Linked DNA regions of Mus musculus: regions 2, 3 and 4 are each linked to region 1. Evidence: chromatin loops called from intact Hi-C (ENCODE). Cell type or tissue: left cerebral cortex. All regions are shown on one strand. Links, peaks and the distances in the headings refer to the core of each region. The heading gives the core; the rest is flanking DNA. Region 1 overlaps Nisch (nischarin). Region 2 overlaps Pbrm1 (polybromo 1). Region 3 holds the start of Gnl3 (guanine nucleotide binding protein-like 3 (nucleolar)). Region 4 overlaps Pbrm1 (polybromo 1).

Region 1 (6,064 bases), core at 891-4,890:
CGTGGTGAGCATGGGCTTCCAAGGATGCATTGACTGCTGCTCTAGCCCCCAAGTGTCAGTAAAGCTGAGTGCATGCAAACCGAGCGTGATGATGACAGAAAGGCAGATCTTCAGTGCTCACCCCTAACCTGTCTGCAGGGGATGCCAGCAGGTTATATCATGGGAAAGAGGGAAGAGGGCCTTCCTTTCTCAGCCTTGTCAGAGCACTTACAGAGCTGCCTCATAGACTGGTCTCTAACTGCTCTAAAGGGCACAGTGACCTCCCTGGAGGACTAACCTCTGCTGCCACCCTGTTTCTCCTGCTGCTACAGCACCTATACAACCTCGTGCACCTTGACCTGTCCTACAACAAGCTCTCCTCCCTGGAAGGCGTGCACACTAAACTGGGCAATGTCAAAACCCTAAACCTGGCAGGCAACTTCTTAGAGAGTCTGAGCGGTCTGCACAAACTCTACTCCTTGGTTAATGTGGACCTACGAGACAACCGGATTGAGCAGGTAAGCCCCAATCCTGAGGGCCTCAGGATCTAGGGTTGCTAGACCTTGTTGTTTATTATTTTAAAGAAAAGAAAACTAGTAGAATTGTGTTCACTCAAAAGCAGCCATTAAATGTGTAGTCTGTTGCTGAGGTGTTAGAAGGCAGGGCCAAATGGCACTCATGTCTTGCAGTTGGATGAGGTCAAGAGCATTGGCAGCCTGCCATGTCTGGAGCGTTTGACCTTGCTGAACAACCCTTTGAGCATCATCCCTGACTACCGGACCAAGGTGCTTTCCCAGTTTGGAGAACGAGCCTCTGAGGTAAGCCCCAGAAGCAGTAGCAGAGCCCAGAGAGACTGGCAAGGAAAACCCAGTCTGTCTGCAAAGGCAGATCGAGGTAAGGCTGTCCACTCTGTCCTTGTCTTCTTCTGAGGGACGTCTGCTCTTCAGGGCTGCAGTCCCCTGCTCCCCGTGGGAGTACCCCTGCAGACCCCACCTCTCTCCTGGCGCTCTTTATTCCCTGGCAGGCTTCATGGGTGCCAGGACTTCAAGCTTGGAGGGTTTCAGGAACACATGGGCACAGAAAGATTGTTTCCAACTTTTAAAAACTACATTGGAAGCTGAGCAGTGGTGGTTCACACCTTTAATCTCAGAACTCAGGAGGCAGAGACAAGCAGATCTCTGTGAGTTCAAGGCCAGTCTAATCTACAGAGCAAGTTCTAGGACAGGTAGGGCTACACAGAGAAATCCTATGTCAAAAAACAACAGATAAAACAATGATAAAAATTACATTGGATATTTTAGGTAAGGGGCCTAGACTAAGATGTCTAAAATTATATGTAGGCTTTTTATTTAATTTATGTGAGATGCCTAAAATTATCAGTTGCTTGGGTCCTGACTACACTGGTCACTGGTGCATGACTACAAGTCTTGAGATTTTTTTTTTCTTTACTGGATCAGTCCAGTCTGTCTGCTCCTACTGGCTCTGACTGGACAGGCGCCACCATGCTAACCAAGTAGGTCCTTACCCAGGTGTGCTCCTTCCCCTCAGCCTCCAGTGGGCCTCGTTTCCATTCCCATTCTCTCACAGTCCTTAGAACCCATTTTCTTCAGATCCCAGGCCAGAAGACACCAAGAGTCTGTTTGCCTCTCTCTCCAGACTTCTCTGTCCCCACCAGGTGTCATTTTGTCCACATTGTCCCTAGACAGTTATTATAAGATGGCATCTCTTGCTGGAGATGATTGCTTATACCTGTAATTCAGGAACTCAGGGTCCGAGGCAAGAGGGTTGCCCATGAGTTCAAGGCCAGCCTGCTGACAAAGTGAGACCCTATCTCGAATGAATGAATGAATGAATGAAAGAAAGAAAGAAAGAAAGAAAGAAAGAAAGAAAGAAAGAAAGAAAGAAAAGAAAAAGGAGGGAAAAAGAGAAAGCAGGAGATGGGGGGAGGGGAGACGACAAAAAGCTGTTTTTCCTTTTGTGACTCCAGAGCTGGAAAGCCTTCCCAGCTCCATAGTGTCTGTACCTGTCTTGTGCTTTGGGGTGTCCTTCATGTGGCCATTCTGCCTGCATGCCAGCCTACAGCTCTCCCTGCTTACCCAGAATGGGACTCCTGCCTTCTCCATACTGTAAGCTACTTTCTGGACTCTATAGATTTGTCTAGATGATGTCGCAACCACAGAGAAAGAGCTGGACACTGTGGAAGTGCTGAAGGCAATTCAGAAAGCCAAAGATGTCAAGTCCAAACTGAGCAACACAGAAAAGAAGGTGAGAATTTTAAGGATTCAGCTAAGGATGGCGCTTTTCTTGGGGAAACTGAGCCATGGGATCCCTCGGGGATCTCTGAGCATTAGTGCCCGTGCCCGGCCCTACCCCTGCCTGTGGAACCTTAGACTGGGAGTGCTATGGTGTAGTAATAATGGTGCTTTCTATGTGAGACCGGTGAGCTCTTCCTGGGCATCCCTGGCTGAGGCGGGTCTGTTCTTCCCGCTCTTTCCCCTCCTGGGCTAACTCCATACTCTTCCTCAGGCTGGTGAGGACTTCCGGCTCCCGCCTGCACCCTGCATCAGACCCGGCGGCTCCCCTCCTGCAGCTCCCGCCTCAGCCTCCCTGCCTCAGCCGATCCTCTCCAACCAAGGTAATCACAAGCAGGTCTTGCTCCCAGTGGAGTTGCTCAGCTCTGCCTGGATCGTAGGCAGGGCTGTGAGTGAGAGAAATGCTGGCACCTGCTTCCTGCAGGCTCAGGCACGGGGAGGGTGGCACTTTTTGCAGGCTGGCTCCTTGGGTGGCACGTGGCAGGGAGGTGCCTGGCCTGATTTCAGCACCGTTGTTTGCTTAGTGAGGACCCCCGTCCCTTATGTCACGTCAGTTCCTATAGGATATCGGGTGTTGGAGAGAACTAAGCAGACTCAGCTGTTGACTCAGAGGGATCTATTCCCCTGTGGCCATCATGGGCAGGTCAGCTTCTAGAAAGACAGGCCTTATTTAGAGCCCTTGACCCCTGTATACAGAGCTTTAGTGTTGTGATGCCTCTGTGGCACTCAGGTATGGCCAAACCCCAAAGTACTGCATTTATGGGACCAAGGTGGGCTGCCTGTCCCCATGGACCTGTGGACGAACAGTCCTTTTCACCTGCCCATTGTCTGCGAGAATTTTCAAAGGGCTTTCACCTCTGAACCCAGGCATCCTCGGAGATGAGTGAGTGAACCAGGTGGCATGAGCGTGGCTGCCGGCCTGGCCCCGACGGAAGAGGGGCAGGTATGCCGTCCCAAGTGGAGCTGAGGCTCGGGACACAGGAAAGAACGCCACCCGCCCAGGCTCCTGGAGACGCAGAACTTGGTGTGAGGTCTTGGGAAACTAGTTTGGCCCTAGGTTTTAAGAGCCAGAAATATATTTCTACTCCTTAATCTGGTGACCCCACTGGAGGAAACTTCTCTAGAGAGGGCTAAGATACTGAGGAAAGGGAAGTTCTCCCCACTAGCAGCACCAAACTGTGGTATGCACACCAGAAGGGCAGTGAAAGGCAGCTACGTCCCAGAACCCTCTACAACAGTCCTGTGAGGGAGAGAGGACTGAGCTGCAAAAAACACAGCGCTTGGCTTATGTTGCGGCAAAAGCCCAGAGCACCACAGCCTGAAGTCACAGCTGTGATGTACAGAAGAGAAATCATGAAAGCAGAACGGTAGAGCTAGGTGACAGCACATTTACCCATTAGCTTTGTCAAACTTTTGACGAAAGTTTTGATTTTTTTTTTTCCATAAAAGAGGAAGAAAGTTTGAGTCTGTGAGGAAGTTTCCCTGACCTCTCTTCAGCTCCCCACAGTATTGATACCACATAGAAAGCATGCAGCCATAGACTTCTGGGGACAGGGCAGTCGGTCCAGGACGAAGCCTGTTCTACCATTTGTTAAATCAGTGCGTGTGTGTGTGTGTGTGAGTGCATGGGTGCTGTGTGCATGCATGGATGCATGGGTGCTGTGTGCATGCATGAACAAGCAAGTGAAGAGCAAGTTGGCCAAGAGCAGGTCCTGGCTAGGCAGGAGGAATGGGTGTCTCCTCCAGGCCACAGCTGCCAGCAGCCACTGTACCTTGTGGTATTGAAGTCTCTGCAGCAGCCTGGGGCAAGCCTCATCTACCCCTTCCTTGCTGCCCTTTTACCCCTGGGTGCTTTGTAGTCTGCCCTTCCCCTGCCCCCAAGTCATTGGGCACTGAGAGATGTTGTCCCATATCTACACCTCTTGTAAATAAAACTACAGTGGATGTCTGTGTGTGCACATCTTTTTCCTTTGGGCGAGAAATGACAAAGGTCAGACCCCTGTCTGAGGACTCCTGGTGTCCCCTATCCCATCTGCTGAGTGGCCCTTTCTAACCACTTGTTTGTACAGGCCATGGTCCAGGAAGGAAGTGGACAGATTGTCCTGTCTGCATTTCCTCATGCCCAAACAAGGCTGGGGGTGGGGGATGGGGGTAGTGGCAAGAAAATACTGATTTTTTTTTCTTCCCTCACAAATGTGAGGCACCCACATGTATGTGTGTTTGGCCATGTGTTACTGGAGCTGGCCTGGGTGCACAGGGATTTTTCTGTGTGAGAACAGTGTTACTCACCTACCCTGGCCACTCAAGGCCTGCCTGAGGTGGGTGCTGCTGGGGAACCCCAGTCCTCTGGTCATCTCAGCTGTGAGAGCAGTGGAAGATTGACAGGGTCAGTGTCCAAAGTGCCAAAGTTCATTGCCCAGCCCTGTCTGGGGGCTGAGAGAAGGCTGTGCTGTAGACGTGATTAGACACAGGCAGCTGAGTTCCTGGCCCTGAGATCCTAAGCAACTTGTAGCCTCTTGGAAGCTGTTTTCTCAACCACAGAGTGGATACATCCTAACTTCATCGATTCTAAGATGCACACATTCCACCCTGTGACTTCTCTGAAATTGAGATGCGTCTTTCAGTCAGTGGCGTCCCCTAGTTGCTGTCAGCCAGCTGGTAATCGTGATGGAGCCGTGGGAATACCTTCTGTGGACATCGGCTATGACCAGGATGGCACCTTATCCACACACCTTAGATTTGATGAAATGTGGTAAATAACGAGAGGTGCGCGTGAGCTGATGGTGGGGAAGCGCTTGGCACTGCCGAGGCTAAGCAGGATTAGTCGGTAGGGGCTGCTTCCTGTAGCCTGAGTTGGGGTTTCAGGACAGTCCCTCCAAGAACATGGAGCTACTTGGGGACATAAGGCTTTGTGCCTATGGAAGAACGAGGTAGAACAGTTTGGGAATACTTTTAGGACTGCAGCAGAGTGGTATCAAAGATGAATCTTGAAAGCTGGGTTGGGTTAAGACATTTCAGCAGCAAGGGCGAGTGACATCCGCAGAGCCTGGGACGCTTCATGCATGTCTGTGCTTACCGCCTTCCTGCCCCGCAGCCTCTGCCGCTTCGTGGGGTATCTGGGCTTGAGCAGAGAACCTGCACCTTGGGAGTTGTCCTGTTGTAGGTAGCAGTCCAGCTGAATGGGATATCTGGGGGGCTCTTGGGAGTACAGTCATTTAATTGGGCCATGGTGGCTGTTGAGTAACAAAGCCAGTCTGTGGAGGGATGGCTCTTCTAGACCAGCTAGCAGCAATTTGAAACGCGTTGGTTGTTGTTTTTGCTGTTTGTTGTTGTTTTTAAAGTCAGGGGTTGGGGTTGGGGAAGAGCTTCCCCTTTAACCAGTGGCAAACTGGAATGCAGTAATGGCTCCAGACGGGCTATTCATAAAATCCCTTAGTGTAGCGTAAATAACCAGTGCATTTTAAGGAAAGTAGGCAGTAGTACAGGGCAGCCAGCAGGGCACCCTGGGAAAGCAGCCCTGTGGATTCAATACTAGCTGTGCTCAGCACTGAAGGAATCAAATCTGCAAAGCCAGGCTTCCTGGCGAAGGGGCCTGTACTTGGAACTTGTGAGCCCTGCAGAGATACCAGATGAGAACACAGGGTCACTTGTAGCCCTTTCTTTGGACAGTGTTCCAATATGCCCAAAGCTATCGATAAATAAATCACCACAGTGCTTTTCTGACAGGTAGACCAGCCTGTCCCCAGTACCCACCTCTTCCTAGTTAGGCTGGG
Region 2 (6,064 bases), core at 1,148-5,147, 160 kb after region 1:
GCTTTTAAGTCTGTCATAAAAGTTCTAAGAACGTGATCAGCAAATCAGCAAAATACTAAACAGAGAAGGAAGTGCTCCCGAGCCTGATAACCTGAGTCCAATCTCCAGAACCGAAACAACTCCTCCAAGTTGTTCTCTGACCTCCAGACATGTACACTTGAATGAACGTGTGCACAAAATTTAGTAAATGTTAAAAAGTGTACTTTTAATGTTAAGAACATCCTAAAAAACTTATTTTCCAAAACAACTGAGTTAAGCGCTGACATATGTTTGAGTACTTGTTTTTCTTTTTTTTCCTTTTTTGAGACAGGGTTTCTCTGTGCTGTCCTGGAACTCACTCTGTAGACCAGCCTGGCCTCGAACTCAGAAATCTGCCTGCCTCTGCCTCCCAAGTGCTGGGACTAAAGGGGTGCGCCACCACGCCCGGATGAGTACTGATTTCATACAATCAAGGGACCACTATTCAAAACCAGGAGACAAACTTGGCTATGGTACCATCTTATCTGTTTATTCTATTTATATTCTGCCAGCTATTCCAATCTTGTCCTTCACAGTGAAAAAAATTGAGTACAGAAATCCTGCTTTCATTGTATTTTCTTAGTTTCTTTCATTCTAAATAACTACTCAGCTTTCCTTGATTTTCATATATTTTTGAAGATTACAGGCTAGTTATTTTGTAAAGCATTACTCAACTGGAATGCTTCTTCTGGCTTCCTTTGAAAATAAAGCCCTGTTCTTTACAGAACAGAGTGTAGTAGAGATGATGTGGCAATACTCACAATTTTACCAGCTTACACATGGTTCTGTCTTATTTTATTAATCTGATAAGGTTACCTCTGATCATTTGATCATGGCAGTGTTTGCTAGGTTTCTCTACTGTTTCATTTAAACAGGGAAATACAGTCAGAAAGCCCATTCTTGCCATACTTTCAATTTATTCATTTTTTATTTTCATATGGGTTCCTGAGTTACTACTTTACCAAATGGGTTAAAGGTTATAATGATAGCAATGATTATTATTTTTGAGACAGGGTCGCAACTAGGTAATCCTGGCTGTTCTGAATCTCACTATGTAGGCCAGGCTGGTCTTGAATTCACACATATCTACCCACCTCTCAATGCCATCACATACAGCCTATGTTATTACCAAACTGCTTCAATGTCTAGCGAGTGGGTGTTCTGTTAGTGTACTTCTATATTTTGTTTTAATTTTTCATGTTTTGAGACAGGGCTTCACTATATAATCCAAGCTGACCTAGAATCTACTATGTAGCTCAGGTAGGCCTCCCAATCATGATCCACCTGCCCCAGTCTCAGCTGACAGTATCTATTTTCTATGTTGTTCTAACATGTTCCCATCACTTTCCATGTACTTGATTATTTCCTGACACCAAAGAGTTCTCCAGGATCATCCCAGTCTCTGCTGAGTGCTGTATATGCTCATTTCATGCTGTGTCAGTGGAAAGAGCTAGGGAATACAGATATGCTTATAAATAAATACATTTGCAAAGATCTCTGAATCTACATACATTAAAAACCATGAAAATCAACTCCTGCAACAACTCCATATACGCAATGTAGCATACACACACACACACGCAAATAAGTATCTTGATGAATAAAACTGAAATTAAGATTAAAAATAAAAAAAAAGACTAAAATTGAACCCCAGACTTAACCCACTCCTTATGAAAAAATAATTACCAAACACCCTAACTTTAGACCCCGTGTCAAATCTTCCCAATTGCCAGGCAGTGGTGGCGCACGCCTTTGATTCCAGCGCTTGAGAGGCAGAGGCAGGCGGATTTCTGAGTTCGAGGCCAGGCTGGTCTACAAAGTGAATTCCAGGACAGCCAGGGCTACACAGAGAAACCCTGTCTCAAAAAACAAAACAAAACAAAACAAACAAAAATTCTTCCCACTTATCTAAGTTTCCCACCTCACCTCCGCTTTGGAGCCCTAATGAACAGCTCACAGAGGAGTCTGCCCTGTTCATCCTTATAGTCTCGGATGGTGTTATAGAGTTCATGGCACACAGCAATCTACACAAAGGAAGAAAAGAAAAAGAATCACCAAACAACATCCAATGAAGGCCTATCAACAATTCTTTATTAAAAACATCTCCAGAAAAGGAAAATAGAGAAGAAAAGGAAAACCTCCAAAGTACCCAATGGGGTCCCCAGTCTGCTACATGCTGAGAGGACATAGTTTTTAAATAATGTATGGGAGGCAGAAGTAGGAGGTAGCTCCAATTTAAGGCCAACCTGGTCTACAGAGTGAGTTGTAGGCCAGCGAGGGCTATCTATATAGTAAGACCCTGCCTCAAAACACCAAAATAATTATATAAATAAACTAACAGAAAATACTCTCAAGTTTTTGTAACTTTTATTAGATCTGTGTCCCCCACCTTCATTTCCTGGTACTAAGATCACAGATCATTACCATGTCTGATTCTGACTTTCTTTTAAACTAAATCAGCTTATTGGCTTATATAACTCTCCTGCTTAAAAATAATCTAACTTAAAAAAATAAAAGTTTGGGGGTCTGGAGAGATGGCTCAGCAGTTAAGAGTGCTGACTGCTCTTCCAGAGGTCCTGAGTTCAATTCTCAGCAACCACCTGGTGGCTTGCAACCATTTGTAATGGGATCCTATGCCCTCTTCTGGTGTGTCATGTATTCACATACATAAAGTAAGTAAATCTACAAAAAATAAAAAAGGAAAGCTGGAGCTAGAGAGATATCTCCCTGGTTAAGAATTCTAGCCACTCTTTCAAAGGACCTGAGTTTGACTTCCAGGACCTACATGGCAGCTCATAACTGCCTACAGCTTGAGGTCTAGGGTGTCTGACACCCTCTTTTGGTCTCCAAGAACACAATGCCTTTACATACAGGCAAAAAATTCATACTCATAAAAAAATTTAAAAAATAATTTTTAAAAAGCCACCTAAGGGGGAGGGGTATGGGATAGGGGGCTTGTAGAGGGGAAACCGGGAAAGGGGTAACATTTGAAACGTAAATAAAAATAAAGCCACCTAAGCTGGGCATTAGGGAAACACAACTTTAATTCTAGTACTGAGAGTCTAAGACAAGAGGACTATGCACTCAAGCACGCACATTAACCTACTAAGCTAACTCACTAATTCCTCTTTTCCCACGTGACATACTCTTCTTCTTAGAACTTCCTACTAGGTGCCAGTACTTTATTGGAATCTATGCTTCATGTGAAAATGGAGATAGCCTCAAATATAGTCATATCTCAATAACTTGAACAGTGCTCACAACTTGCTGCCAACCCTTACCTGAGCTGGTTGCTAGAACCCACATGGCAAAAGATGACGACTTGACTCCCTCAAGTTGCCCACTCCCCTCTATACTGGCCACAGCATATATATTCAGTGCTCACCATATACCCACCCACTCCTCCTTTTTTTAACATTTATTTATTTAATGTAGGAGTGTTCTATCTGCATGTACACCTGCATGCCAGAAGAGGGCACCAGATCCCATCACAGATGGTTGTGAGTCATCACGTGGTTGCTGGGAATTGAACTCAGAATTTCTGGAAGAGTAGCCAAAGCTCTTAACTGATGAGCCATCTCTCTAGCCCCTAACCACATATTTTTTTGTTGAACAAATATATAACACAACGCACTAATATTTTAACTTCAAAATATTAAATGATACCATTACTGTTAAGACTTGAGGCTATAAATATACTTCTATATACCTATCAAACCAGTTGGGGGGGGGGGAGGCCATGTAGATGTTCAACTGCTTCAAAGAAGGAAGAGTAGGATTACCATGGGAAATTGGGCAGAAGCCATGACTTAGATACTTACAGGATCTACAGTTGGAAGATTGGACAGTCTTCTCCTTTTCCTGCTTGGGCCTGGTGTAGGCACAGAATGGTGCCCGTCATCAAAGTCTCCACTGACACTGCTGGAAGGAGAGGTGGCTCTTCTTCTCTTGGAACCCATGGAATCCAACTTCTTCTGTAAGAAATAATTAGCCAAGTTCTTATATTTAATCTTTAACAATGTCAACAAACTCTTAGCAGGGCACATATCACCAAACTTCTCATTCATTTAAGATAGCTGATAGAGTTTTTTTTTTTTCCCCCCAGAGGAATTGAACTAGCTTTAAGTTCTTTTGTTAATTTAAGTGCTAGACCTCAATGATTTTTTAGCCTTTTACTTATCAGAATGCTGTACCATCAAACTCTGATAGGATAAATTTGGCAGAAGTATACACATTTGTATGTCAATAATTCTAAATTAGCCATTTCTTGCTCCAGATTTATCTTGGAATGTGGCTTCCTAATTCATGTATAGTCATTTTTTAAAAAAAGTATTATTTTTTATGTGTACAGGTGTTTTGCCTGTGTAAGTATCTGTGCACCACATGTGTGCCTGATGCTAGAGAAGATCAGAAGAATGTATCAGATCTCCTGCAACTGGAGATACAAATGGTTGTAGGCTGCCAAGTAGGTGCTGGGCAATAGCCCCAGGTTCTCTGGAAGAGCAGCCAGCACTTAAACACTGAGCCATCCTTCTAGTCCTCTAGTCTTCAATAGTGCACTGGAAGCACTGGTCCCTAAGACCCTGAGGCCCAGGTACACATGGGGACTCTAAGGTCATTACCAAGGGTTAGTAACTTCAGCTGCTTTCCTGAATGTAACTAATACCTCAGTGGGCCACAGTGTAGAAAATGAAACTAAGAAGCAGTATCTGAAGCAAAGGGGATGGAGCAGTAAACTTCTTAGCACTGGAGAAGTACCCTAAAATTAACACCTTGAAAATGAATTATCCTCTTAAAGCAGAATTCATAAAAATACCTCTGTGAAACAATGTAAGTTTTGTTTTATCTGGGAAGAAATAGCAACTTGTACACTGAACTCTTCTATTAAGTCTTTCCTTTCAGTAAGAGATGTCCACTATACTCACAGATTTTGGAAAATAGCTTTAAGTCTTATTAGAATTAGACGATCTGGAAGAACATGCTATACACATGGGTTCTTGGGTAACGAATGTGTAGACATTTAGAAACACAAACACTTGTTGTTAGCTTGACTGATATTTTTGTTTGTCTGCTGACTTCAGCATTTTTATTGTTATTTGCAGTACTAGGGGCTGAATGTAGTACCTTTCACATGATAGGAAAGTGCTCCAACACTGAGCCCTATCATTAATACAAAAGGAACTCTGTGTGTGTGCCTGTCTGTCGCTGTGTGTGCAGGACATAAGTTGATGTTGGATGTCTCCATTTAGCACTTTCCCCTAACCCTGGAGAATATCTAGTCAGTCAGTGCCTGAGACCTACTTATCTGTTCCTCCAGTGAGGGGCTACAGACCCTACCACCCACACATGGCTTTTATGTGGGTGCTGGGGATCCAAAGTCAGAGCCTCATTTTTGCACAAGAACTTTAACCACTGAGATACCTTCCTAATCCTATAAGACACTATTCTTTGATAGGTGCAGTGGTGCAAGCCTTTAACCCCAGCACTTGACAAGAAAGGCAGAGGCAGGGGGAATCTCTGTGTGCTCAAGGCCAGAATGGTGTACATACTGACATCTAGGTCAGCCAGGGCTACATACTACCTCAAATAAAAAAATAAAAATAAACTACTTTTTAACTTTACAATATACGCATTTGGCTATAAGAAATGCAACCACAGAAATAAATTACTACAGTTAAAGGGTATAAACCCAAGGAAGTCCTACAATGCTTATATAGTTTAACAGTAGTATCAAATAGTGCATTGTAATTTCAAAGGACTTTCCTAAAGCTAAAAGTAACAATAGACTTTATTAGTTTCACTAAATAAACAACAGTAGACCAGTGGCTGCCAGTATTACAGAGAGAAAACTGGGGATCTCCAGGAAATAGAAAGCAAGAACAAAACAAACAAACAAAAAAATCCGTTGAGCAACTAAGAAACAAGAGGAGTCTTCTGTCTCTTGCTTTGAACTATAAAGTCCACACACTGTTTAAAACAGAACCCACAGTGATCATGTTCCTTCCTCTAGGCTTTGGTTTATTACCAAGTATATTAGTTTGAAATT
Region 3 (6,064 bases), core at 836-4,835, 170 kb after region 1:
GGATTTTAAAAAATATTTTCTTATCCGAAGTATATACCTTTTAACTTGTAATGTGAAATAATCGATCCACACTTAGGAGTCAGACCTTCCACTCTAGTTATCTGTATGATGCTAGCCAAACTACAACTCAGATCAGTTTCTTTATCTTCAAATGCAAACAAGGGCTAGCAATAGCTAAGTTGGAAGAGTGGTTGCCTAGCAGATTGGAAGGCCCCAGGTTCAATCCCAGCACCACGTGGAACTGGGCATGGTGGTACACACATGGAATACTACCATTAAGAAAGTGGAAACAGGCCGAGCGTGGTGTACATGCCTTTAATCCCAGCACTTGGGAGGCAGAAAAACAAAATTTTGCATAATTTAAAAACAGTCTCTAAGTACTACTTCATTATTTCTTTATCCATAAGCAGAAAACAAATGATTCTGGGGTTTAATTTCAGATGTTAGGATGGCCTTATTTACAGTAAAAAATGCAAGTGTCTGACAATGAATCTGGATACTCCCAGTGCACAATAAATACTTCAGAAGTCTGGGAAGAGGAAAATCAAAGTACTTGCCATGCAAGCATGAGGGCCTGAGTTCAGATCCCCAGGACCCACAACAAAAGCTAGGCACAACTGTGTGGCCCTCTGACCCCATCACTGAAGGTACAGAGGAGGTGTAAAGACATTAAGATCACTGGGGTTTGCTGGCGATCAGCCTAGTCAAACCCCAGCAAACTCCAGGTATATAATGAGAGAATTTGTCTTCAAAAATAAGGTAGCCCTGGAGAGATGGCTCAGAGGTCAAGAGCACTGGCTACTCTTCTATAGGGCTTGAATTAGATTTCTAGCACCCACATGGCAGCCATAACCATCTGTAACTCCAGTTCCAGGGGACCCTCTTCTGATTTCTTGAGGCACAGCCATACATGGAGACAAAACATCCACACACATAAGATAAAAATGAATAGATCTTAATATAAATTAAAAAAAAACAAACAATAGAAAAACAATGCCATGGATCTCTAGCCTCTACAGACACAGGCATACATATACCAAGTAAGTCTTTTAAAGAGTACTTAAGAATATGGAACTGTGGGGGCTGGAGAGATGGCTCAGCAGTTAAGAGCACTAACTGCTCTTCCAGAGGTCCTGAGTTCAATTTCCAGCAACCACATGGTGGCTCACAACCATCTGTAATGGGAACTGATGCCCTCTTCTGGTGTGTCTGAAGACAGCTATGGTATACTCATATACATAAAATAAATATTAAAAAAAAAATATGGAACTGTGTAAGTACCTAGTATAGCCAAATACCTGACAACATACTTTTAGTATTCTGTGTTTTTTAGTAATATTCAGCATTGTAACAAATACTTAAAACAAAAATTGTGGTAATAAGTAGGCAATTACCATCCTACTTCTCACAGGAAAACCACCTTCACCACTGCCACTCAGAGCCTTTAATATTTACCTACTCCTTATGTTATCTTTTGTTGTTGTTGTTTTCTCTCCTTTTCTTTTTGCAACAGGGTCTCATCCATACCATATTAGTCTTGAACTCAGGGCTTGAATTTCTGAGCCTCCTGCCTCCACATGCTAAATGCTGGGATAGCATGTACCACCATGTCCAGTTTATGTAGTATACGGACCTGAACCCAGTGCTTCACAAATATACCAGATTCTCTACCAACTCAACTACAGTTCAACCCAACTATCTTTCCCATAAATGGAGTGATATAAAAATGAAGAGGTAACCAAGTCAGCACTCTCTTTCATGATGTCTGATGTCTTCCTAACAGTCTACTAGACGGGTCTATAGCATGGGGATTTGGGGAATGCACTAGTACTTGAGCTACGTTTCACACTCTAAGGTGCATCTGCACATACAGGTGTTACTGTTTTAATCCCAAACATGTCTTCAGCAGTTACTATCCTCACTTCCCCCACCCTCCAGCAGTGGCACACGCCTGTAAACCCAGCATTCAGGAGACTGAGGCGGGTGATCCAGAAGTCTGAGGTAAATCTAGCAGCAAAGTAAGGCCACTTCAAAGATAAACGAGGATACTTTCCAATCTTTCATTTTGGATCTTAAAAACTACTAAAGCAAAAGCTATGTTCCTCAACATCTGGAATCCAATATGCTTCTGAATTACTTTGGGGGGAAAAGCCTACTACCAAATGGGTTAAGAAAGAAACGTATAACCACTTTTTTGTTTTAATGGCAGGTCTCACTATGTAACCCAAGTACACTGGAACTTGCGATACTCCCAACTCAAGAGCTAGAACAGGTGTTTTCTACTGTGCCTGGCTCCTACAGTAAGTTTTGAAAAGTTTGGATTAAGATAGCATATTCCACCATACGCTTCTATAGTTAGTCCTCGAATTCCTACATCCGGTCTATTGTGTATTTGTCATTTGTTTTCCAGGAATTTTATATTTTTGTCCCCCCTTTGATATCAAATTTTCTTAAAATAAGACTCACTTCTTCAGAAAACAAAATTTTGAAACGGAAAATACTTTTAAAACCAGAAAATACAGTTTACAAAAACTCAACTCGTCGTGACGGTACAAATGAGAAGCTTAAGTACCTAGCCTGTAAATAAGTAAGTCTCTCTGACAAAAACAAAAAAATATTCCGTTTGGGCGATCATTGGGAAAGAAAAAAACAAAAACAAAAACTCAATAGGGAGTTTTTTGCCGAACGCACAAGAAACCAAAAAAAAAAAAAAAAAAAAAAAAAAAAAAAAAAAAAAAAAGAGGCCTTGAGAGGCGGAGGAAAAGAAGAGTTCGCCCGACCTGTCACTGGTTCTGGGGCTAAAGGAAACGTTGACAGCTTTGAAGGCGGCCCGCGACGGGCGGGAAAGAGCAGCGAAGGGAGTTTCCGGGCCCTGCTCTGCCTTTGTCCCGGCGGCAGGTGCGGCCGGGCTGCTGGGCCCTGTCCCGAGGCCCCGCCGCCGTGCCGTGCCGCGCCCCGCCCCGCGCCCTGCCCGACCAGCGCGTCCGCACCACGGGGCGGGGCCTCCGCCGCGACTCCCGCCCGCCCGCCCGCCCGCCCGGGCCGACACAAAGGCCCGGCAGCCGGCCGAGGAGGGGCGGCCCCGCCCGCCCCGGGCCCGGCCTTACCCCGCCGCTCCGCCGCCTGCAGCCCCGGCTGCGGTCCCCGACCGCCGAGCCCCGCCCCGTGGCCGCCACGGCTGCTAGCGCTCCTCTGGCCGCGGCCGTCTCTCCGGCACCCGCCGCCCTCACCGCCCTCACCCCTCCCAGTGCTGCCGTAAATCCAACCTGTGGCCGCCAGGCGAGCCCGGCTCGGCGCGACAGTGTATGTGTGTGCGCGCGCACTCGGCCCGGCCCCGACACACTTTCCGGCAGGTCCTGGAGCGCGTGACGTTGAACCGCAGTTCCAGTTCGCACGTGGCGCCCGAGAAGTCGTGGTGATCCCGAGACCTCCTCTGCTCCTGAAGCGTCCGCGGCCAGGATGAAGAGGCCTAGTGAGTGGGGTCGGGAGCGAAACGCGCGGGTGGTGCTTTGTGGCTGGAGGGAGAGGACTCTCCATAGGCCATTGATGAGTTCCGCGTAGATCTGATGCTTAGAAGGCCCAGACCCAAATTTGGCCTGTTGTATAGCAGGAGAGCTAAGCCCTTGAGAGGAAAACCGAGCCAGATTTCTGTGATTAACGTGTTTGAGCCTCTTTTCGAGCCTGCCGTTTTCCTAGAACTATTCAGAACCATGGTCTTTCGGCCTTGGTGGCACGCGCCCTAATCATGTACACGAAGGATGACGCAGTAAGATAGAAAGTTTGCAGCCAGCCTGGGCTGTATACTGAAACCATGGCTTAAAAATTAAAAAAAGAGCCTGGCCGTGTTGGCGCACGCCTTTAATCCCAGCACTTGGGAGGCAGAGGCAGGCGAATTTCTGAGATCGAGGCCAGCCTGGTCTACCAGGACAGCCAGGGCTACACAGAGAAACCCTGTCTCGAAAAAATAAAAATAAAGAAAGAAACCTTGATATTTGTAGTGCTTTCCTCTAGAAGCTGCTTCCATTGTGGGTCCACCGAGTCGAATTGACTGGCGTTGTGGTGTGATTTCCATTAAATACCCTGCATAACTTTGCAGGGACGGTTGAGGCAAGATCTATGTTGCCCGGGATAGCCTTATTGTTGTAGGCCCCCATGGCCTGATAAAACAATCTCTTGAGGGCCAGGAATATGGCTATAAACACTTGCCACTAAGCCTTACTGTCAAGAGTTCAAACTCATATGATAGGTAGAACTGACTCCTGGAAATTGCTTTCAGACCTACACACAAAATAAGTAAATGAAACATTTTGGGTATGGAGTGAAGACCCAGGGTTGTCCCAGCCCACGTGGCAGCTCCATGCTGTCTGTAGAAGGACAAGTGATGAAGCCCTCTTGTGGCTTCCTTTGCAAGAACACTACATGCACGTGGTTGGTCTGCTGACAAGAGAGGGCAAAACATCCATATAGGTGATGTGAGAAATTTAAAACACTCACTGCTCATGTGTGCAGTCTTTCTCTTTCTTTGTTTTGGCAGAGTTAAAGAAAGCGAGTAAACGTATGACCTGCCATAAGCGATATAAAATTCAAAAAAAGGTAAGTGTTCTGTGAGGCCCATAGCAAGTGGGGTGCTAACATGGCTTTCTTCATCTCTGTGGGGAAGGCTCTTGTCATGGTATAGGATTGGACAGACTGCAGCTGTGGGAAAGTACAGGGTAAACGAAAGCCTCAAGCTAGCACACTGGCATCTTTACAGAGAGCTGCAACACTTTTCTGTTTTTTGTGTACATGTTAATTCCCTGTATAGTTCCAGTTGAAGTTCTGCTTTTCTAGGGTGCTTCACATCCATTATAAATTGCGGATAGGCTGGCTTGTTCCCTAAGTTCTCAGTGCTTATGTATTTTTGTAGGGCGAGTTGTTTCTTTTGTATTAATACTGAGGATTGAACCAAGGCAAGTGCCTTCCGACCTCATAGAGCTGTTTTTAATAGGTCCGAGAACATCATCGAAAATTAAGGAAGGAAGCTAAAAAACGGGGTCACAAGAAGCCTAGGAAGGACCCAGGTGTTCCAAATAGTGCTCCCTTTAAAGAGGCTCTTCTTCGTGAAGCTGAACTAAGGAAACAGCAGGTAATTTTTGCTGGCTGAAAGCTCCAGTAGAATGATATATGTGGTTTCCAAAGCAATACACTGCCACCAGTCACTCGCTCATTCCTCTCTTTCACGTCTCTGACACAGCTTGAAGAACTAAAACAGCAGCAGAAACTTGATAGGCAAAAAGAGCAAGAAAGGAAAAGAAAACTTGAAGTTAGCCCTGGTGATGAGCAGTCTAATGTGGAAACTAGGGAGGTAAGGTTATCTTTCCTTAAAACTTGCGTTCCTTGGGAGTAACAAAACGTAGGCTTTCTCATCCATTTAAAATATATTGCCTGTAGTGATCTGTGGGAAATGTTGATATACTGGTAACAACTGCTGTTTCTAATTTTTCTTCCTTTTAGGAATCTGACGAGCCCAAAAGAAAGAAAGCCAAAGCAGGCAAACAGAATCCAAAGAAGTTACATTGCCAGGAACTTAAAAAGGTACCTTAGTATAGGTTAGTGTCAAAAATGATCTAAGATTTTTGAAAACTTAGTCCTTGACAGCTGCTTTGTAAAGAGGGAATTCTTAGAACGCTGTTGAAGTCAGAGTCTAAAGGGTGGGCAGTGGATTCCCAATGTGCTTGCTTGCTAGAGCTCCCCATTTCAGGCATGCATTTCCCAAGCTCACCTACCTGCCTTCTAAAAAGGCCTGTTAACCTAAGGACTCAATTGGGTAGATTATATGTCCAGACTTAACAGTCAACATACTTGATAGTGAAATGCATACAGGAGATCCTATCTTCTGGATTCACTGTCAGTGTTGAGGGTGCTACTCAGTAAGGACTGCTGCTCTGATGGTTTCTTACTTGACAGGTGATTGAAGCCTCAGACATTGTGTTAGAAGTTTTGGATGCCAGAGATCCTCTTGGTTGCAGGTGTCCTCAGATAGAAGAAGCTGTTATCCAGAGTGGGAGTAAGAAGCTGATACTTG
Region 4 (6,064 bases), core at 698-4,697, 140 kb after region 1:
CAAGGCTACATTGTGAACTTGGAAGAAGGGACTATGAACCAAAGGACATACAGGAGGCCTCTAGAAGCCAGAGAAATGGAGGAATGGATTTTCCTATATCTTAGTGGCCTACTCACCACCTTGACTTTAGATACCCGAGCTCCACAACTACAAGAAAATAAAATAATGTTGCTCTAAATCAGTAAAAATATGGTAACTTGCTTCAACAATAGGAAGCAAAGTAATACAAAGAAGTCTGTACAAGGGCTGGGGATGCTGCTCAGTGTTGGCGCTTAGTCTAGGATGAATGTAGCCCTGGGTTCAATGCCTAGTACACTGCTAGTGCCATAGTTAATGAATCCACAGCTACCATCTGCTCATTTAGTGACTGTGAGAGGGGCCCTTTAACTTCCAAAGACAGTATTTTCAAGTTTCACACAAAGATCCATATGTTTTGTTGTTGTTTTTCATACTTGGAGCTCTTATATTACACCTTTGCAAGGAAACAAACCTTTATCACTGTGACCTAATGTTATCTGTCACTATCTGTACGTGAGAGCTAACTTTATCAGAAGTCAATATAGCTACAGCTAGTCTTTACTCTTTGGTGATTTATTTCTTCTTGGTTATTATTCGCCTGATACATTGTTTAAAAAAAATAAAGTTCTTTTTATTTTATGTGAGTGCTTGTGCCTGTACAGCATATGCATGCAGTGCCTACAGAAGCCAGGAAAGGGTGCCAGGTCTCTTGGAACTCGAGTTACAAAGGGTTGTTAGGTGCCATGTAGATGGTGGAAACTGAACCCCTATCATGGTTGAGCAGTTTCTCTAGCCTCTTACCTGATATATATCTTTATCTACTCTTTTATGTTCGCATTTTCTGTTTATCCAATTATGTTCATTAACAGAGAACAATTTGCCTTTGACAATTTATTTACCCAAGATTGCATCAATGCAACAAAATAACATTTCTTAAAAAAACTAACCAACTCCAAGACCAAAGTTGGTGCAATTTCCCTCAGCCAGAAGGACCTCAATCTAAAAATGCCTACCAGCTAAAGCAGCGTCCTCTTCACTCTCTGATCCATACTGAAGTGCCATGGTAATTGCTGACAAGCGACCCCCTTGGACTGCTCTTTTATTACTATAAAGAAAAACAAGCAATTAGAAAACAGAACACTGTTATGATTTGCATACCTTAATGACATAGGAACAGTTAAAATGTGCTAATACAAGGAAAAATAATTCCTATTAACTGCCTCCTTAATATATAATACTCCTCATAGTCTTAGCAAAGAAAAGTGAGATTTTTGTTCTTCTCAAAAAAGAAAAGTTGAGGCTGAAGCGATGGCTCAGCAGTTAAGAACACTGACTGCCCATCCAGAGAGACTGAGTGTGATTCTTAGCACCCAAAGGGCAGCTCACAGTTATCTGTAACTTCAGTGTCAATAGATATGACACTGAAGTCATATCTGGCCTCCACAGGCACTGTACTCACATAGTGCACAGACATACATGCAGGCAAAACACTCATATACATAAAACCTTAAAAAGGAGAAAATGGTAGCAGAGAGATAGAGTAGACTACTACAATTTGTTTTTCACTTAAATGAGGTACACTACTCCATATTTTATGTAAAGTAAGGGTTTCATTATTGTCGTCTAAAACACTCGAATTTTCAGTAACAGGTTCTATTATAAAAATACCACATCTTATTTGTAACGTTAAACACTACTTAATAATGCTTAAGTGCTATCTGTGAGGTGAGGAAAGGTCTACCATAGAACCTTAACTTACGTGTGGTTACTTTTTGACAGGATTTTGCTATATAACCCAGACTGGCCTTGAACTGACAATCTTCCTGCCTCAGTTTTTCAACTGCTGGAATTACGGGTATACATCACTATGCTCAGCTCTTGCCTCAATCTTTTTAAGTACTTGGCACATCCTCCTTAAAACCTAAAGATAATACTTTAAGATCGCCTCTGGCTAACATGCCTATTGTCATAAGCATGAATCAGCTTTCAGACTACACCCTCTGACTCTCACCGGTAATACTTGCTAGTGGGGTTTCTTTCTTCACCAAGGCTGCTTTTATTGTGCGAAGGACCTGTCAGCCTGGCTGCAGCCAAATTTGATGCAGTCCTATCCAAAGATAAAATAAATAAAATAAAATAAAAAAAAACCTTATGGACTGAATAACTAAAAATCAGAATGTTGGGGGGAAAAAAAAGGAAACAACTATATTCTGTTAAGAGGAGTAATAAACTATTTCTGAGCTTCTATTATGCAGCAAGTTCTGTGTCAAGATCTGGGACACTAAAGAAATGGGCAGGACTAATCTTCATGCACTATGTTTACTACAAAGTCAGAAGACACCGTATTGAAACAAACACAAGAGCTGGAAGAAAGCTGTGAAAGCACTCAATGTTCCCATTTCATTTAACAGGAAATGGAATCCCAGAACTAAGACCTGTTCAAAGACAGTCCTAATGAAAGAAAAGCCAGAATGACACTTGAGATCTTCTGACTAAATGTCCTATTACAAATATAAATACATAGTATTATATATAATATACAATATTTATGTCCATCATCTTTTCAAATAACTTTCTTCAGCTACAATGAAACAGCTAAAAACACTTCTTTTGCTGTTTTCAGAATCATATATCAACTATAAATTAATCTTACTTTCTACTGTATTAATTTTACTAGCTAAAAGTTCAGCAAACAGGCACAAGGCTCTTAAGATATCTTAAACTTACCTTATTCGAAGACTTGATTTAGTCATTTCATGATGTTCAATTTCTGCCTTTTTCATATAAAATATTTTTTTAATCGAATTGGCATCCTAGCAAGATAAAATGACTTTGCTTAGAAAAGACTCAGTAGATGGCTCAGTGGGTAGAAGCACTTCTCCCCAAGTCTGATGACCCGAGTTCCATCACTAAAGCCCATATGGTAGACAGAGACATTGTCCTCTTACCGCCATATATTTAGGTCTTCACGCACCCAAAATGAATAAACAAACAAAGGATAAACAAGCAAACAAACAAACTGGTGCAGGATAAGAGTGAACACTATCCTGACCCATGCTGGCTTTCATGTTATTCTTTCATTTGGCACCGATTTCTATTCACTAGCTGTAAACCTGCATCCCTAAATACCTTCCCAGAAACTTCTAAATTATCTTCAAAAGTTATCGCTAGTTAAGTACAAGTTTAAAAGGCTGCTGGTTCTTTTATAATTTAGCAATTAAGGGGCACACTAGATTTAATAACAAAATATAATGAATTCTATTTGTATAAAATTATCTAAAAATGCAAATAAAGATGTAATTCTTCAATTTTAAATCTGTCTCTACTCTTATCTATCTGTATGTATGTATGTATGTATGTATGTATGTATGTATCTATCTATATCTATCATCTCTCTCTCTGTCTGATCTATAAAACAATTGTTAAGAAGGTTCCATCCTAAATACCTGTACTATGTAATGATTCTATAACTAGGTCTTTTAAAGAAGCGATTAATGTATCTTATAAATTACCTTTTCAAAAATGCAAAAAAATGCACACAAGTGTACTTGCTTAAATTAATAGCAACTTATCACATTAGATCCAAAGTTTCCTTTGCTTTAAGACTTAGTTCAGGTTGACTCTCTGTTGAGAAGCACAGACCCATGTTCTTGGGTACTTACTCTCCTTTCTCTACCATATATCTTTGCAATTATCCCTGTAATATTAAAACTTTATTCTCAATAAACTCCAACTTTGCTTCATAAAAAATAAATGAATATATAAAAACAGCTTAATTCACGGAAAATAATTTGAATAATTTTTAAAAAATTATCCTAGCAAACAGTACTATGTATCACTAAAATGTCCTTTCACAAAGTAAGATTTTAAGGACTTCCTAATTCATTACTGATTCTCACTCAAGTATCCCTCTCCCCTCTCTTTCTCCCTCCCCCATCAGGTTCTTTCTATATAGGTCTGGATCTCTAGCATAGATAGCATAGAATTTTCTATGTAGACCAAACTGGCTTTGAAGTCACAGATTCCTTCTGCTTGTGCCTTTGGAGTGCTGGGATTAAAGGTGTGCACTACTATACCCAACTTCACCCAAATTTCTTTTTTTTTAAAAAATGCAAAAGAAAAGCAGACTGAAGCCGGGTGTGGTGGCGCATGCCTTTAATCCCAGCACTTGGGAGGCAGAGGCAGGTGGATTTCTGAGTTCGAGGCCGGCCTGGTCTACAAAGTGAGTTCCAGGACAGCCAGAGCTATACAGAGAAACCTTGTCTCGAAAAACCAAACAAAAAAAAAGAAAAGCAGTCTGAGATGGGTAAGTTGTAAACATGGCTTACTACGCTCTCGACAGAGAAAGCCCTACAAAATCATAAAAACCAAGAGGTTCAGATTTTCATGTTTATTTTAGAGATACCCATGAAGGGCTGGAGAGATAGCCTAGCAGTTAAGAGTACTGGATGTGCTTCCAAAGGCCCTGGGTTTGATTCCCAGCACCCACGTGGCAGCTCATAACTATCGGTGTGTAACTCCAGTTCCAGAGGTTCCATTGTCCTCTCTGGACTCCCCAGGCATGGTAGGTACATGGTGTAAATACACACAGGCAAAACACAGGTATAAAATAAAATAATAAAAGGAAACAATGTTACAGATACTACCTCCCTTACATAGCACACTTGGGGGTGAGGAGGGGGACACCTGTGAAACTGCCCAGGCTATGGGGGATATACATATCTGAAAAGCCACTAAGTACCTGAAAGATGTAACTTTAAAGAAGCAATGTGTGCCATCCCAGCAGTATGATGGTGGAGCCAGTAGGTATGCCCAGGCCAAATAATGGGGCACAAGATGAATAATCCCCCAAAAAGTGCTTAAGTTTTGCTGCACATGCTTAAAAATAAGAGAGTAATGTTGAACTAAGGGTTTAGATATAGAGTCTGTAGACACTGAACAAATGCAGGTGAACAAAGCACCCCAGATGGATTTACAGAGAGGAGAGACTGTCTGTGGTGGACTAGCCATGCCTGAGCTTCCCCTGCCACAGAAGACAAGATCCTCATTGGGAAGAACCAAACTACCCCTATGCAGAGGAGGCTGCACAGAAGACAAAGATATTCCAAACAAAATTAAAACATGGCACAGAAGTAAATTCAGTACCAAATAAGTACAAATAAAAGTTTATATTAAGTACCAACATCAATTTTCAGTATTTTTGGCCTGCATTCAGAAAATGTAATGATTTTACTAGCAAAAGACTTTCTGAGTACTCTTTCCTCAATTCTCAATGATTAAGCAAAGACATTGCTACAATCAACTAGTCATTATTAGACTAGAAAGCTTCCAAGTGACAACTGCAAAGGAATCAGTTATTTTATATTATATACATTTCAAAGGATGCTTTCTATATTTACTAAGTTTAAGGACTAAATACTTACAAAAAGCTAAATGCTTAAATGAACAGAAGACAAGAATACAGGAATAAACCTTTGTATTTATGGTTAATTCATTTTCAACAAGGATGCCAACACAATTCAATAAAGAAATAATAACTTGTAAAGTAGTGCTGGGATAACAATCCATGTAAAATAATGTATTTGGATTACTACTTAACATATACAAAAACTAATTCAACTTAGATTCAAGATCAAAATATAAGACCTAAAACTATAAAATTCTTTTTTTTTTCTCCCTTATTTTTGGGAAGGGGGTGGTGGTGGTTGAGACAGGGTTTCTCTGTGTAGCCCTGGCTGTCCTGGCACTTACTCTGTAGTCCAGGCTGGCCTCAAACTCAGAAATCTGCCTGCCTCTGCCTCCCATGTACTGGGATTAAAGGCGTGTGCCACCACTATAAAATTCTTAAGAAAATATAGGTGGAAATATTTTTGACCTTGGATTGGGTAACACTTTTCTTGCTATGGTAGCTAAAATCTGAGAGAAAAAAAAGAATAAAAAATAAATAAACTAGAATTCAACAAAATTAATAATGTCAAAATAAATTTCTCTGAAGTAAAAAGACAAGAGAATGGGAGAATGTATTTTAAAATCAACTGGTAAGGAT

What was found. Hi-C counts contacts between places; a loop is a spot of excess contacts. Peaks named below come from ENCODE experiments on the same cell type or tissue, not always from the same donor. Only the 100,000 strongest peaks of a DNase experiment are listed, where the experiment ranks them.
Region 2: a loop joins it to region 1, with 2.1 times the contacts of the local background. A loop is called at or near these places in 9 of 42 quality-filtered maps.
Region 3: a loop joins it to region 1, with 1.9 times the contacts of the local background. A loop is called at or near these places in 9 of 42 quality-filtered maps.
Region 4: it touches region 1 in a loop (2.1-fold over the local background); 2 of 42 quality-filtered maps call a loop at or near these places.

The regions. Positions count from the first base shown.
Region 1 is chr14:31,181,492-31,187,555 of GRCm38, reverse strand. It overlaps Nisch (nischarin), which reads left to right. Exons shown (of 21, transcript NM_022656.2): 10 at 312-497; 11 at 669-797; 12 at 2,131-2,244; 13 at 2,506-2,614. Among named protein-coding and RNA genes, the nearest start is that of Stab1, 16 kb to the right of the region's middle. In left cerebral cortex, for the core only: no CTCF peak of the experiment used is centred there; a DNase peak (open chromatin) is centred at 2,717; H3K27ac peaks cover 251 bases.
Region 2 is chr14:31,023,426-31,029,489 of GRCm38, reverse strand. It overlaps Pbrm1 (polybromo 1), which reads right to left. Exons shown (of 33, transcript NM_001081251.1): 3 at 3,840-3,992; 4 at 1,945-2,042. The coding sequence starts at 3,977. Among named protein-coding and RNA genes, the nearest start is that of Pbrm1, 7.3 kb to the right of the region's middle. In left cerebral cortex, for the core only: a CTCF peak has its summit at 3,498 (motif pointing right); no DNase peak of the experiment used is centred there.
Region 3 is chr14:31,016,337-31,022,400 of GRCm38, reverse strand. Gnl3 (guanine nucleotide binding protein-like 3 (nucleolar)) reads left to right here and starts at 3,270. Exons shown (of 15, transcript NM_153547.6): 1 at 3,270-3,472; 2 at 4,535-4,593; 3 at 4,988-5,125; 4 at 5,234-5,344; 5 at 5,494-5,574; 6 at 5,947-6,064. The coding sequence starts at 3,460. It overlaps Pbrm1 (polybromo 1), which reads right to left and starts at 3,263. Exons shown (of 33, transcript NM_001081251.1): 1 at 3,108-3,263. RefSeq lists an enhancer at 2,532-2,560. In left cerebral cortex, for the core only: CTCF peaks have their summits at 3,274 and 4,403 (motif pointing left); DNase peaks (open chromatin) are centred at 2,962, 3,314 and 4,311; H3K4me3 peaks cover 2,412 bases; H3K27ac peaks cover 1,153 bases.
Region 4 is chr14:31,041,391-31,047,454 of GRCm38, reverse strand. Pbrm1 (polybromo 1) reads right to left here. Exons shown (of 33, transcript NM_001081251.1): 10 at 2,746-2,831; 11 at 2,030-2,125; 12 at 1,032-1,123. Among named protein-coding and RNA genes, the nearest start is that of Pbrm1, 25 kb to the right of the region's middle. In left cerebral cortex, for the core only: no CTCF peak of the experiment used is centred there; no DNase peak of the experiment used is centred there.